Regions from separate parts of the Homo sapiens genome. Here region 1 is linked to region 2. Evidence: read pairs that join two places in POLR2A ChIA-PET (ENCODE). Cell type or tissue: PC-9. All regions are shown on one strand. Each heading gives the region's core, and the rest is flanking DNA. Links, peaks and the distances in the headings are about the cores only.

Region 1 (8,171 bases), core at 2,705-6,704, 110 kb before region 2:
CAGGTCTGTCCCTGACACGTGGGGATTACATTTTGACATGAGATTTGGGTGGGGACACAGAACCAAACCATATTAGAAGGGGATCGCTTATTAAACCTCACTGGAATAATTTACCTGGTCTTGAAGGGAAACTAATTTTGCTCTTTTGAGAATGAGCAGCAAGGATAATACACAGCTCTGAGTCTCTCTCCACCTGAGGCGTAATGGGTTTTTCAAAATCTACTGACTTCCTGCAGCTAAAAAGTCTCAGATCCACATCAACATTTTCTGAATTGCCACAATGGAAAGATAAAGAAGTATTTTGGGGGGCTTTTGCAGAAGAAGGCGCTAAGAGTCCAATTTCACCAAGGTGGAGCCTCGTTTCACCAAAGACATGCAAAAGACTGAGCCATAGGTTCTGAAGAGAATTCCAAAGAGTTCTGAAGCATTCTGAGCTTGATGTTTCTACTAATTCAGACATTAGGTCGCATTTGAAAAAGAAAATCTCATTATTTTAGAGTTAGTCCTCACATATATTTCAAGAAAAATGTCACAGGATGTTTAAAGGTGTAGTGCTCTATGTATAAAATGTGGTTTTCTTTAGTTGTTATTTTCTCATCTTTGCATTGCGCATAATGAATAAAGAAACAGCAGGATCTTATGATAGAAAAAGAAGAGCCAACATTTGTTTTCCACATTTGGGTTTACAACCTTGCCTTTTTCTTGTTTGTTTGTTTGTTTGTTTTTCTTCGTCTTAAATAACTGAAAATCCCAAGTCTTTAGAAGAGGATTATACATCCAAGAAAGAGTCTTGGCCTAAGGTGAAAGAGCTTTTCACAGGGAGTTAGGAGAGTTGAGGTCTATTTACCATCTTCAGCCACTGGCCAACCAGTCCAAGGACTTCATGTCCCTCAATCTCTCTGCCTTGATTCATTCATCCAATTCGAAGCTGGACTAGATAATCTTTTAGGTCCTTCCAAGCTAGTGTTTGTTTAATAATTTTCCTCTGAGAATTCCAGAAGTCTTTCCATGACTCACCCAGCTAAGAGTCCATTTAGGGAAAGCAGAGGGGCCACAGCTCTGTTCTCATCACCAAAGAACTAGTCAGGCTCAGAAAGTTATTTCAGCCAAAGGTAGTGTGGGGACAGTGTGTTCAGACACAGAGCAGGGAAAGCTGATAGAATTAATGAACCTGATAATACAGGCACTGGGATGGTGTTGCTCTCCAGCTTGGGGCTTGACAGATAAAACTGGCTTTTGCTCAGAATCCTGCTGTAATGAAAAGGTATGCTAGAGGGAGACCTAAACACAAGGGCAGGTGGCTCTGCCACAAACATCATCTGACCTTTGGCCAGTCACTCACCCTCTCTGGGACACAATTTCTGTGTGTGTGTGTGTGTGTGTGTGTGTATGTATGTGTGTGTGTGTATATATATATATATATATATATATATATATATATATATATATGAAAAGAAGGTAATAAAGTCAGCCCTGCGTTGCTTAGTGGTTTTGATAAGGTCAAAACATATATGGAAGCAAAAGAGTTTGAAAACCATAAAATGATTCATAAACAGAAGGATTGCAATTAGCTTTGGAAGTTGTTTCTGCTCCTGTGCAGGGTGGGTCTAGGGAGGAAGCAGGGGCTGGGGAATTTCAGCACAGGAGTGGAGAGGGGAGAGTCTAGGCAGAGCTATGAAGGGAGGTGAGGTTGGGATCCATGAGAGAACCAGTGGATGCAGGGGAAGAGCTGCTGCCTAACAACCAAGTTCAGGCTAGGGTGTTAGAAGTTCAGAGCCTAATATGTCCACATCCCCACTCCTCACTGACGCTCCCGCTTCTAAAGACCCTCTGTTTGTTGTTGAGAGCTAGGCCTTACTGCTGATAATTCTGTTGCCATGTTTCTTCCCAACAGAAAATAGCTACCTATGGACTACATAGCTGATGTCTCACCTTAGAATTCTCTTGCCTCATGAGACAGAAGACGAGCCCTGGCAGTCTGCAGTAGAAGCAGATGCCTTGATCACTTATAGGACAGGACTTAATAGACAAGTGAGGTAGGGACAATGCTGAAATAAAAACCAGGCTAGGTAATAGGAATAATCATCATCATAGTTACTGTTTATGGAGCACTCTGTGCCAGATGCTGAGCTAAATGCTTTATATACATTTCTTATTTAACCTTCACATCTGCACTATGAATTTGTTATATTATGAATTTACTCCAGTTTAGAGAGGCCGTGGATCTTACTTGAACTGCTTATTGTATTCTCTAGATAAAATTGACTTGGAACTTTGTTTGGAATCTAAATTCTATACTCAATCATTATGCTGTTCTGCTTCTCTTGGGTCCACAGATTCTTATCAAGTCACCCCAAAGTTATCCGGACTTTAGCAGAATCCCAAAGTAGAAATCAAATCAGTCCTGTGCAGTGAAGAGACCAGGATGCAACAGTGTTGCCCAGAAGTGCCTGACTTGCTCCTTTTATTTGACTAGAATAAATAAAATAAAAATAAAAACAGCTGTAGCTCCTTTAGTGAGGTGAAGTGTTATTTTCCTTTTGGAGCCATTCTGTACTTGTTTAGGAAAAGTAAGACGTCCTAGAAGGCACAGGAAATGATTTGTTGTTGGCTCTTTTAGCTAGCAGTGTGCTGATGCTGGCTGGCACTGCCACATACCTTCCCACAAGAGCCAATTGTGTGCATCTCTTCCCAAATCCAATTCAATGAGTTTTGGTTGGTAACTTGAACTTTGCCAAGATGGGAGTATTTACACCATGGAAAATGGCAAACACTACAAATCAGAGCTTTGTTTTCTTGCAGAGCCAGTTGTTAAACATTTACCTACATACCGCTGATTCCAGCCCTGTTTGTCATTTTGTTCCATAAATTTTATATGCCAAAGAAGAGTTGTTTCTGAAATATGGTATTCAAAAGGATGTCTTAATTCTACATACCTAGATATTATACATGAATTAAGGAGCCATTTTAATATGCACAGCTGAGGACGACTGCTAAAAGTTGCCTAATCAAACATGCTCTAGACCACTGGATGCGAGTAACTGGACCCTTCCTTATTGCCAGGCCTTGTAGAGCACCTTGCCGCCAGAGCTGCCATCTGTGCCTGCAAGAGAAAGGAACTGTGATTAGTTTCCTTTGGTGAGGTCTGGCAGCTCAAATTGTGACAGGGAGACTGCATGTGTGTGCAAATGACCTTTTCCTTCTTGACATTTTAACATATCAGAGATAATAACATGAATAAATTAATCAAATGATGGAGATGAATGGATTCATTTGAGGAAAATATTTTGTCAGATCATCTACCTTTTCAACTACATCTACATTAACCAGAAATGGCATTTTTTATGTTATCCATAGGATCACCTCCCCTTATTTCCCATGGAAATGGAAGCTAGGAGTAGAAAGAAGAAGCAGAACTACAGATTACACCCATATCTGCGTGTTGCTGTTACTTCCAGAGTCTTCCTCTTAAGCCTTTGTCTGAAATGGAGTGCGGGCTGTGTGTTCAGCTGTTCTAGCCCCTCCTTCTCCGTCCTTGTGGGTGCTCATGGGGAGGAGGACGTGAGCACTATCCAGCATTCACTGGGGAGGTAGAAATGTCTGTTAGGCACTTATCTCAACATTCTTTAACTAGAGCTATGAGAAGGTAGCACTGGATAATCTCTCTTACTAAGGTCCTCTCTAGCGCAAAGATTCTGTGGCTAAATAATTGACATTTGTGTGGCCCAGGGTGCATGCAACCTTTTAAGCGCTGCTCCTGACAGTCTGAGAGAGAACTGGGTTTCAGTTCCAATTCCCCAGCCATATAAAGACCTTTATTCTTTCAAAGGCTACTTATTTTCCTAATCTGGACTTAGCAGGTGGAAGGATACATTTCCTCAGATTTCCAAGTAAAATAGTAGCCAGCACTGTAGTAAAAATAACAAACAGGATATTAAATGACCCACCCTGTGTGGCCAATAGCTGGCATGTCCCAGTGCTGACAGGGTGGGAAGGCTCTGGGACCACTGTGAGGGCCCTGCCTGGGGCAGTCTGGCGTCTGTTGGGCGCTGCTCCTGGTGTGTAGAGTCTTATATAATACCCGGGCACAGTAGCCTGCCCCTCCCTGCTGCGGTATTTCACAGGACACAGGATTAGCAAGCTAGAGCCAAGCTCTATTTCTGGAAGGCAGAAAGTTCAGCTGAAGAGTAGCCACTGGGAAGACACTCATTTACGCCACTGAGGGAAGCAGAGATAGAGACTCCTAGGGAGAAAATTATTTTGGCAGGCTATTTTGCACAGATAATTTAAGAACATTCGGGATCAGGGTAGGGGAAGAAAATAGAATAAACAAACTGGAAAAGTAACTATTTCCCCTGTTGTCACCCTTCTTTGGCTGCTGTACAGATTCAAACCTAGGATTTTAAAAGTATAATTTATCCAATACCTGATTAAACAAGACTTGATGATTAAGTCTTTGCCACCAACCTAAACTTACATTTGAATACACACTATACCTTAGTAAGTACAGTAAATTCTGATGACTCATCACCCTGGGGAATCTCTATTAATCCAAATCCCAGATCTCCAAGCCAGGCTGGACATTGTTTTCAAATTCATGTGAGAGAAGGGGCACCGCTATTGTGTATATACTGATCTGTATTATTGCTTCCCTAGGCCATTAATTCCTTCAGGACAGAACACAGTAGGAGGTATGGTGATAATTCAATATAGCTAATTAAGGAAAAATGATCTGAACACGTATGTCTTTGGTGGTGGCGATGGTTGTGTGTGTATATGTTTTGGCAGAATGGGTAAGTGAAGTCTGTTAGAAATGACAGTTCTGAAAAGGGGTAGGTCCAAACCTGGGAAGGGGAGAGACAAGCTGGGATCTCGGAACAGGAGGTAAAAACCAGCAAGCAAAAGGCATGTTGAAAGCAGAGACACTCCGATATGTGAGTAGAGTCAAACCCAGAAGACAGGAACCAGATCAGGAAAGAGCTGTCATACAACAGGAGGGATACAGAATGTGAACCAGGAAGCTATACTGTGAAAACACCCTGGATATTTCCTGAAGCCCCAACATTAGCAAAGAGAATGCATGCACCAGGGCCCAGATCAATCGACCCCGTTTGTGCAACAGGTAGGGGTTTCTATCACCCAAATATTTTAATGTAGTATTCGATATCTGATGTGTATTCAGGTGAGCATAGGTTGTTTGCTGAAGTCACATTTGGAAACTTCCTTCAGAGGCAAGTTTTTGAACAACACAAGAAAATAAATATCATGAGTTCTTTGTCAATGGCTTTATTAATTTTACTCTTTCTATTTAAGCAGAGGGGTGAAAGGCCAGATTTGTGCCAGATAGAGGTTGGAGTGTGCCTGGAATGCCTGTTAGGAGGCCATTATAGTGGTCTAGAAGAGATGATGGTGACCCAGACAAGGAGTTGAGGGGAGGAGTTTGGAGATGCATTAAAGGGAGCAGAGTTGAGTGCCAGTTAGACAATTGATTGCAAAATTCAAATGCCTACAGGCTTCTGTCTGTGTTTTAAATTTTCCTTAATAATGTTTTTAATTGTAAGAAAACAAGAGATAGTTCTAGATCCCTGAGGAATCGCCACACTGACTTCCACAATGGTTGAACTAGTTTACAGTCCCACCAACAGTGTAAAAGTGTTCCTATTTCTCCACATCCTCTCCAGCACCTGTTGTTTCCTGACTTTTTAATGATTGCCATTCTAACTGGTGTGAGATGATATCTCATAGTGGTTTTGATTTGCATTTCTCTGATGGCCAGTGATGATGAGCATTTTTTCATGTGTTTTTTGGCTGTATAAATGTCTTCTTTTGAGAAGTGTCTGTTCATGTCCTTCGCCCACTTTTTGATGGGGTTGTTTGTTTTTTTCTTGTAAATTTGTTTGAGTTCATTGTAGATTCTGGATATTAGCCCTTTGTCAGATGAGTAGGTTGCGAAAATTTTCTCCCATGTTGTAGGTTGCCTGTTCACTCTGATGGTAGTTGCGGCATTATTCACAATAGCAAAGACTTGGAACCAACCCAAATGTCCAACAATGATAGACTGGATTAAGAAAATGTGGCACATATACACCATGGAATACTATGCAGCCATAAAAAATGATGAGTTCATGTCCTTTGTAGGGACATGGATGAAATTGGAAACCATCATTCTCAGTAAACTATCGCAAGAACAAAAAACCAAACACCACATATTCTCACTCATAGGTGGGAATTGAACAATGAGATCACATGGACACAGGAAGGGGAATATCACACTCTGGGGACTGTGGTGGGGTCGGGGGAGTGGGGAGGGATAGCATTGGGAGATATACCTAATGCTAGATGACACGTTAGTGGGTGCAGCGCACCAGCATGGCACATGTATACATATGTAACTAACCTGCACAATGTGCACATGTACCCTAAAACTTAAAGTATAATAATAATAATAATTAAAAAAGAAAAAAAAAAAAAAAAAGAAAAAAAAAAAAAAGCAACATTACAAAGGTAGTTATGCACATGTCTGCTTTAAGAAGCTGAAGTGAAAAAAGGATTTGCATGTAATGAATCTTTAAATTATTTCCTTTATGTCTTAAGAAGTCACCTCAACAGCTTGCCCAGTGTTCTTGTAATGCAGGAGATGGACTTATGATGCATAAAAGAGAGGGGACAATCTTCTCTATGGTTATGATTCTGTTGGTTCGTGGTTAATGAGGGGCCCTCTCTAAGTTCATGGTAGGAGCCAGGCATTAGTGATTCTTTATAGCTGTGAAGGGTGAGTGGCCTTTCTCTATCTCATCTTTTCTAAGAGTTTCAGTTCTGAACGCATGAACGTCTGTACTGAAACTATATTAGTGTAAAGGGAAGGAAAGTGATCATGTACAATTCAGTTAAAGATATCTACTTTATAAACAGATTAAAATATATCTATATGTAAAAAAAAAAAAAAAAAAAGAAAACAAGAGATAGAAGAGAAACCAAAAGTTAAAGGAGACTTAAATATAGCTACCACTTGCAACACAGGAATATCATTTGGATCCTTGATTCAAGCAAATTGTTAAAAAGTTTGAGACTTGGAAAATTGATCAGTGACTTTTTGCATTAAGAAATTATTATTACTTTACATGTGATAAGAGTATTGTGGGTTTTTTTGAGTCCTTTTAGAGGTATGTGCTGAGATACTTACAAATGAAATTATATGACTGGAGTTTGCTTTAAAAATATTGGGGAGTAGGAAGGGGCTAGTGCAAACAATATTGGCTTTGAGTTGATATTTGTTAAGGCTTCATGATGAGTTCTTGAGCTCCTTATACATGGAGCCGGGGCTTTATTTGTGTTGACAACTGCTAGTGCCATGTGCCAGAAACTTCTTTCAGAGCTACATGGTCTGTTCTGCTGAAGTAGAGTAACTTTCCTATTGCACTAGGATGAAGACATCCAAATGTGCACATAATAGATGAAACAGCTACAAGAAGGTGGGAGTTGTAGAAGAGCTTTTTTTGTTTATTTTAAATGTATATATTCAGCTCTTTCTGTTAAAAAATGGAAAAAAAAGAAGCATTTTGGAATTAACCAAGATGAGTAATGATGTTGTCAGAGAGGAAAATTGCCTCCCTTCTCTTTTTCTTTCTTAGTAGCTGAACTTTGTTTTGCAAGCTTCATTGTTACCCAAAATAAAGACTACATCTCCCAGCCTCCCTTATGAGGTGTGGCCATGTAGTGTGAGCAGAAATGTTAGCTGGGGCTTCCTGGAAGGCTCCTTAGAGGGAACTGACTCATCTGAGTGGTATGTCCTTCTTTTCTTCTCCCTTCACTTTTTCCTTATGCCTGGAATACAAACATGAGGTATAGAGTTCCAGTAAGCATGCTGGACCATGAGGTGGTCTTGAGGATGAAACCCACATACCTCATGTGGCCAAGCAGAAAGATAGGAGGAGCCTAGTGCTCCTTCTGAGGACTCTGGTGACTTGGAACTGCCTACCTCTGGGCTTATTTTATCAAACAAGAATAAACCTTTATGTGGTTAAGCCACAGTTACTTTAGGTTTTTAATTATATGCAGATGGACTTAATGCTATTGGATACACATAACTGATTATTTATTGTGAATAAAACACCATCTATTTGGTGTTATCTATCAAAAGTTAAAGTGTATAGAGTTATTGACTCAATAAT
Region 2 (8,171 bases), core at 1,438-5,437:
TATGTTTGCTAGGAATGCACGAAGCAATGGGCTGATTTTTCCCCTGTTCTAGGTCATTCTGGGCATGTTCTCTGAGGATAGGAAAGATTATTACCTAAAAAAGCCCTGCTATTTCTGCAAGTCAAGTGTAAAGATAAAAAAGAATAATGGGAGAGATCATAAACTAATCTAGATTCATAATAAAATAAAAATAATAATTATTTTACTGACCCAGGTAGAAATACTGGTTTAATTGGTGTCAGTGCAAAATACAAGGCTAAAATGGATCTATTCTCCATACAGTATGCAGAGTAATCTTTGAAAACACAAATCAGATTGAAAACACAAATCAGATTAGGTACCTCCCTTGACTAAAATCTTCCAGCAGCTTCTTATTTTAGCATAAAGTCCAAATTCCATGATCCTGCTCTAGTTCCTTCTCTGACCTTAATCTGCCACTCTTCTCCCCTCACTCCCTTGAGCCAAGCTCATAAGCCTTCTTTCATTCCTAGCACATGCCAAGCATGCTCTGCCTTCGGATGTTTGCACCTGCTTTCGTCTCTTCCCTCTGCCTGGAAGAGTGTGTCCGTATATCTTCACAGGGCTGACTCCTGCTCACATGCTGGTCTTGGCTCAAATGGCACTTCCCCAACCAACCTTCTCTCAAGACCACCCACTCACACTCTCCATCACATCTTCCCATTTTATTTCACTCATAGCCCTCATCACTAGCTGAAATTATCTTGTTTCTTCATTTGCCTCCTTAATCTTTGTGCATCTCCCTCCATTAGTACATAAGCTCTATGAGAACCTGGAATATCTTCTTTTATATAATAGGTAGCTAATAAATCATCATTAAATGAATGAATGAATGAACCAGCAGGATTTTTACCCTACAACTATAAAACATGTCTGAAGTAGAAAATAAGAAATTTTTAGGGAAAATTAATTTAGGTCAAAGAGCAATATGCGGTCAGAATGCAAAAAATAAGTGTCAAGTAGTAGAACTATTCAGAATGTGCTTTTGAAATGCATTCTCCTACATGGGTCCTATCTCCTACCATTTAGGCAACATACTTGGAAAGTCTATGGGAGGTATATTTTAACTAGTAATTACATTATTTCTTGTCAATCTTCATCTACCTGCCATTAAGGCCAGCAAAAAAAAAATGAAATTCCCAAGTGCTGAGCTCACTTAAATACCTGGGGGTAATTTTTCCCTTCAATGTCTCTGGGATCATGGTTAAAAAGTCAAGTCCCTCTTTCAGAAGAGAACAAAAATCACTTATAAACACTCTTTGAACATTTTGTTTATAGTTCCCTTTGTAGTTTCTAAAAAATGCATGAGAAGCTATTAACATACAAAGCCTAGTAGGGAAAATAGCCTTGTACCTTAAACTAGTTCTCCAATATTTTCACAAAAAATAAAAATAGACTTGTCACATGGAAGAAATGATGTCATTTATCCTTGGAAAGACCTCTAACAGACATTCATCTGTACTGTTACTAAACTTAGACAAACACTCCACAATAGAATGACAGACCTAAACAGCCCCTTAAGTTACCTACACACAGATGAACTAAGGCTGCTGTTCAGCAGACATCATATTTTTCAGGATCCACTCCTAGGACAAAACATATCTCATGCATTAGGCAGTAGCATATGGATATTATCATTAAAAATGGACTCGTGTACATACAATGTAAATGTATGCAGTTCATACATGTAAAAGGTTCTAGATTTAACTTTAGAGATGAAAAAGGGGGAAAGTTAAAATAATTTATTGAATTTAGAGAAAAACTCTTATTGCATTTAAATGAAAGACACTTAGTCTGAATGCCAACCTTATTTTCTAGCTCAGACATTATTTTTATAGTTGAATAGTGAAAATCTTTTAATTCATTTATTCAACAATGCCTTATTAAGTACCTATTATGTACTAAGTGAAATTCCAAGGTTGCACAGAGCTTATGTACTAGTGGAGGCAAACAGACAATTATAAAGTAAGCAAATAAATTTAATCCAGATTTAAATCTGGTGGTTCTAAATGTCAAGCAAGATCTCTGAAATAATAGTCCTGACCCATCTTTAATATTCTTCATGTAGATTATTTTATACCTATCTGGACAGATCTAGGAAACATTAACTCTAGCAAGAATTCAGAATTTCATTAAGATACAGATTCCAGTGAGATATGCGGGGCAGATGAGAAGTATGTCTTCCAGTAGGATTATATTTTTATTGAACTGAAAGAGGATTCTACCCAGATTTTACTGAAACAAATTAAATATTGGACATTTGTTCTAATCATGTAACAAAATGCATTTTCTAAATGGAGTTTATAGAATAGCTTTTACCTATTTGGTGGATAAGAAAGATTAGTGTTCACGGAGCGACATGTATTGTTTGCATGGAGAGCATGCCCTGAGACCATCTCTAAAGAACACACACATACATAGGAAGACTCTGGGCTCTACCTGTCAACTGCACAGTCTCTGCCCAGTGCCAGGAACCATTACTTCATTTAAACCTTGCGAACAACCTGACCAGGCAGGTAAGAAAACAGACAGAAACTCAGAGTTAAGTGATGTGTGAAGATTCACATAGCTAGTAGGTCAGTGGGAGAGCCTAGATTTTTATTTAGGTCTGACTTTAGAGTCCATAAACATTCAACCATTTCACTCGGGTCTCTCAGTTGAGAAATGTCATTTAAACATAAATCTGAATCTAGACAGTATTATGGTCCACTTGGCTATTTTCCTAAAGTGAAGTGCCTAGATCCACTGGACAAACTCCAGAGCATTTGAAGAACTCATTTTGACAATGCCCAGCAAAGATACTTGGTCTTAGTGCTTTTGTTTTTCACTATGAGCCTTAATGCAAAAGAAGTATTGACATTGAAGCATGATTTCTGTATCACAGGAGGGCTCCTGGACACTTGGGAGGCATTTACACTAAAGAGTCTTCTAATTTAAATTTTTAACTAGGAAATATTTCAAACAAACAAAAAAGTAAAGAAAAATAATGTAACAGATGCCTATGTAACCACCTCCAAGATTAAGGAGATGCTAACTGTTGGGGTGGGGATGGGGTGCATTTTAATGCACTCTAAGGTTTGGGAGCAATAACTACTCATTTCTCTTGCTGTTTTCTTCCTTTTGACAGCATGCTTGACCACAGGGTACATATGTTCTTCATTGCTTTCTGCCATGTGACAAGCTACATTTCAAAGGCCCCTGTGTGGGAGGGCTAGCCCTGTTGGTGACTGGATGAGCACTCCTGTGTATTTCTATGGGTCCAATATTTTGAATTCCAGATCTGAGCCACATTTGCATCATCTATTTAGCTAGTAATAAATGTGGCATTTTGTTGACCACCTGTCTGACTTTGACTGCCTTCTATTTGGTCCAGAACTTAGGTGAGAAGAAGGGTGCTATTTTGAGGGACTCCTCAAATTCCAACATTAAAATTTGTCCATACTCAGAACTCTCCTTTTAAAAATGAATAAAAGTTAACATTATAGCTAAAGCTTTCTTCCATCCCACACCTCATTTTCTTCTTCTTCCCCTAGGGCTACCCACTAAGCTTAATGTATCCTTCCTATACATGTTTTGGTAATTTTACTGTATAGTTATATGTCTGTAAACAATCTTATATTGTTTTATGTGTTTTACAATTTTGTAAAATGGCTTCATCCTGCACACATCCTTTTGAAACCCACCTTTTTCACTCCATGTTATTGTTCAGATTTTTCCATGTTGATACATACATAGATCTAGTCATTTTAACTACTGTATAGTATTTAATCATATGAATAACCCACAGTTGTTCTTTCCCATTTTATCCTCAGAGTGAGCAACACTACAATTAATTTTATTGTATGTTTCCTTGTATCAGAATTTTTCAGTGGTAGATATCTAGATGAGTTAACAAATACTAGCTGATGTGGTAAATAAACTCTGAAATGTCAATGGCTTAACATAATGAAAATTTATTTCTCACTTAATGTAAAGCCCAAGTCGATGTGGGGAACAGGGAGAGACAACCATTTCACAGGGCCATCCAAAGATCCAGTCTGAAGGATGTTCTGCCCCTGTTCAAGATCAGCCTGTTTGTCAACATCTAGCCAGAAGGCGAAGAAAGAAAAAGCGAAGATACACCAGCTTTTTAATCTCTCTGGCTCAGAAATTTCACACATTACTTCCACTTACCTTCTATTGGTGAGAAACAGTAGTACACTTAAATGTTATCCAGCTAAGAAATATGGACGTTGATTGGGCAGCCTCATTCCCAAGACTACCCTACCCGTGGAATGGGGAACATAATGTTTACAGGATAGCTGACCATCTCGCCGCAACACCTAAAAGTGGTATTGCTGGTTCTTTCAAAGAAGAGTTATTCACTATAAAGTTTTTATTTTCTGGCCTTTTCCTTGTACTAAAGGGTGTTGTTATAGGCTTGCGAGGCTTTTTGGCAGCAGAAATAGGTGGAATCACTACTAGCTTCTCTTTGTTATCATCAAATCTGCTGGTATGAGGAAAGAGAGCCATTGTTGGTTGTTAATTGCTGGTGGTGGGGTGAGGGAAGGGTAACACAGCAGACTCCTCTCACTGTCACTTTCCCAGACTTTGAATGAGACTTTGACAGAGCCTTCAATTACTGCAATGCCTGTGATCTCATTAGAAAAATCTTATTAAATCTAAAGAAATAGACCAGAAGAATATCAGATTGGTTTTACCAAAACATTATGCCAACAAAAGTTCCAAAGGCAGATTTTCTGAGGCCAATATAGCTAAAGAACTTCTTGGGCTAGGACAGAGATGTAGCTTGGATTCTTCCTCTATCCTTCCAAAACTCTGGCTTGCCTTTAGACCCTTGTATACTCTCTGGTCATCTAACTGAGTGAAAACAGGAAACACAATCCTATTAAAAAGACCTGGGGATAATGTAAAACTAATCCTACACATATTTAGATGAAGTAACAATTGGTGCCAAGAGGAGGGAAGGTATTTGGGAAAAATGGAGTTTTAAGTCTTTCTTTTAAAAAGAGGCTTTAAAAATACAGGGAAAACTAAAAAATATCTCACTTTTAGCAAAGTACCTTCCAATCACCTATAGAAAGTCATTTTCTATAGAAAATCCCTCTTCCCACCCAAGTTCTGGACCAAATAAAAGGAAGTCAGAGTCAGATAGATGGACAACAAAATGCTTTTCTACAGGTGATTGCTATTTGACTAATTGCAAATGCTGCCACAATCTCTAATTATGGGTTGACATAATTAGAGTTGACAATTACGTGAGACTAAGGAAAAAGTAACATAACTACAGTTAAGCTAAGAGATTGTCAGGTTTTCTCTCACAAATATGTTGCAGCCATCAAAAAAGAATAATCGTGTGCTGATATAGAATTATCTCTAAGATATATTTAAATTTAAAAAGCATGTGTAAACAGTGTATGTATTATGTAAATATTTGTGTAAAAAGAAGATATATGTATATATAAATGCCTACACATGTATTTGCTTATGTAGGAAACAATATCTCTAGAATTATTAAAAAAAAAAAAGAAAAAAAAGAAACCTGTAACAATAGTTACTTCTAGAGAGGGGAATGGATTCCAAGGCAGGGAGGTCAACTAACTCATCACCATACACTCTTTTATGTTTGAATGTGCTGTATAAATGTGTGCATGTGTGTGTGAATGTGTTTGTGTATTTATGGTGAAGCATAGAGAGGTACAGTAGTCAATTCCACACCCTACTGAGAATAGAGTTTCAAATTAAGGATTCAAGTGTAGTGAAAGTAGACACAGTTATCATTTGAAATTAAAGGGAAAGGAAAGCCAAATATTATAAGGCCTATCCTCAAATTGTTTTAAGTTAATGCTCCTCAATCTCGTTTTGGCCCCAAACACATTGAAGGATCCACATTGTTCATGAACAGCCACTCCTCTTAAAGGTGAGTCTCAGTTTAGTGCCACGTACTTCGTAGGTCTAGGACATGTAGCCTTAAACTTGTTCCAGGGGCCATTGGCAGAGAGGGATGGGAGAGTAGAACATTCCCAAAAATGTAATCACAGAATGGTTTGCTTTAAAGGAACATATCCTTAGAAAACTATTAGACAGGCTTTTGAACCATTATTGTTTTGTGTTCCCCTATTATAACTAAGATAATTTCTACATATTATTTCTCTCTCTCTCTCTCTCTCTCTCTCTATATATATATATATATATATATATATTCTGCTTAGTGCCATCTTGCCAGCTAATGCATTTTGCATTAAAATGCTTCGATCAGCCTCAGCTAAACCCAATATAGGATCCTGTTTCTTTCCCATCCTGATCTAAAGGGTAGCATATGAAAACCTTGGGGAAGGAGAGGGGCAATACTATCCTTTGGTGATTCTGATACCAAGTCCAATTTAACATCTATACTTACTCATTCAGGCAGCCATTCTTGGTGAATAAATTGTTCAGAATCAAATATCAAACTGGTGGCCCATTGGGTCATTATAGCCTTCTACCTGAGGGGGAAATTAAACTGAATCAAAGGAAAGTTTCACCAGATTCTTCTCAATGTACTAAAAAGAACAAAAACTACCATAACAATTCTAAGAATTTGTGATCCTAGTATAATACAGCCATGACTTACTGGGACATAACTGAACACTTTATAGAGTGACACTTTCCAAAGATTCTTGTGAGCTTTTACTTAAATTTTTCCCATAAATTTACTAATTACCCTTATCAAAAGGAAATTCATGACATAGCTCAATGCTAAGAGTCCAGGGAACAAAGTAAAGGCTGGAAATAGTGACCTGGTTTCACTAGAAATTGCAGGAAAGTACTGGTTTATAGGTCACTGGTTTTTTTGTGCCAGAAATGTCTGACTAAATTAGGTTACATCCTGCAGGCCCTTCACCTGTCTCTCACGTAAATAACATTACCCAAGGGTGTCCTCTCAGCCCTACTCATGACTGGCACAAAGACATTTCAGCCCACATAAATTACCTTTTTTCTGGTTTTGTGAGAAACTTGGTTCCCTCAAATGGTTGTGATATGAAAATTCGCTCAAAGCCGAAGGTGAATGATAAAATAAAATGGGCTCTAAAAGGACACTTCTACATCTAAATTCAAGAATTCTATGGTTCTAGGATATAGTATAAAAATTAATGGAATCTGTTTCACATAAGCAAGCAGATTTAGGATTAGAAGCATGTCATAACTTGAAGGCAACCCAAAATTTATTTTTAGGCTACATGAATCTTTCAGAGTTCTTGATTTCAGACAATGAAACTCCCCCTAGGTAGTTTAGGCAGCAAAAGGAATTGTATTAAAGATTTTAAGCAGTTCTTGGAATCTCAGTGAGGGCTACAGAATAAACCATGGCTGCTCTGAGGCTGGGAGCCATATGAAAGTTACACAGATGGTTCCAGGGGGCACTCTATTGCTGCTGTGCCTGGGCACAGACAACCCAGCTTTTGCCCCGAGTGGCGGACACTGGAAACTCTGCCTAGAACCTCTGGCAACATCTCTGGAAGGTAGAGCCTCTCCCTCTATCTGCCATGATGGATTCTGTGAGATGCCTCACTCACTCCAGCATGGAGGTCTCAATAAGATGGGTCTAATTGGCAGAACCTGGACACTAGATCCTCAAATTGAAGATGTCAGGAGAGTTTCTGACTTCATCTTTGAAGAACGAACTCTCAGAAATCAGGAAACTCTCCAAATATAAAATGGGCTCAAAGGTAATGAGTGGCAATGCCCACTTCAAGTAGTATAACCTTAGCTTCCCCTGGGGACCTGGAAAGCCCGGGTCACATCTTCCCGGGGAGTTAATGCCCATGGGCAGACTCTTGACCAGGGGCATATGTAGAATGAAATGGACTGGCAGATAAATTGTTTTCCCTTCCTCTCCCCTGGTGGGCTGCCTTGATATGTAAAGTTCATTTGGCCTTACTGAGCACATCCCATGAGATGCAACATGAACTATACTTGTTGCCAACAAGAGGCTGACTCAAACTTCCCTCATGTTTGCCCCTTTTCCCTCACTTCTGTTTCCCTGGGAATGTAACTCCCAAAACAGATAGCAGCACATAAGCCTTTCCTTTAGGCTCTGGTTTCTACGGGTGCAAAAGCATCTCACTGCAGATGCAAAGTATTCTTATTAGAGCCTTTGCCTGGTCTCTATG

Evidence for each region. Peaks named below come from ENCODE experiments on the same cell type or tissue, not always from the same donor. Only the 100,000 strongest peaks of a DNase experiment are listed, where the experiment ranks them.
Region 1: POLR2A ChIA-PET joins it to region 2 with 11 read pairs; 2 of 35 experiments call an interaction of 5 or more read pairs at or near these places.

The regions. Positions count from the first base shown.
Region 1 is chr5:115,419,597-115,427,767 of GRCh38, reverse strand. No RefSeq gene overlaps it. Among named protein-coding and RNA genes, the nearest start is that of FEM1C, 120 kb to the left of the region's middle. In PC-9, for the core only: no CTCF peak of the experiment used is centred there; no DNase peak of the experiment used is centred there; H3K27ac peaks cover 658 bases.
Region 2 is chr5:115,312,543-115,320,713 of GRCh38, reverse strand. LOC105379129 (a long non-coding RNA gene) reads right to left here. Exons shown (of 5, transcript XR_948684.3): 2 at 6,419-6,503. Among named protein-coding and RNA genes, the nearest start is that of CCDC112, 20 kb to the right of the region's middle. In PC-9, for the core only: no CTCF peak of the experiment used is centred there; no DNase peak of the experiment used is centred there.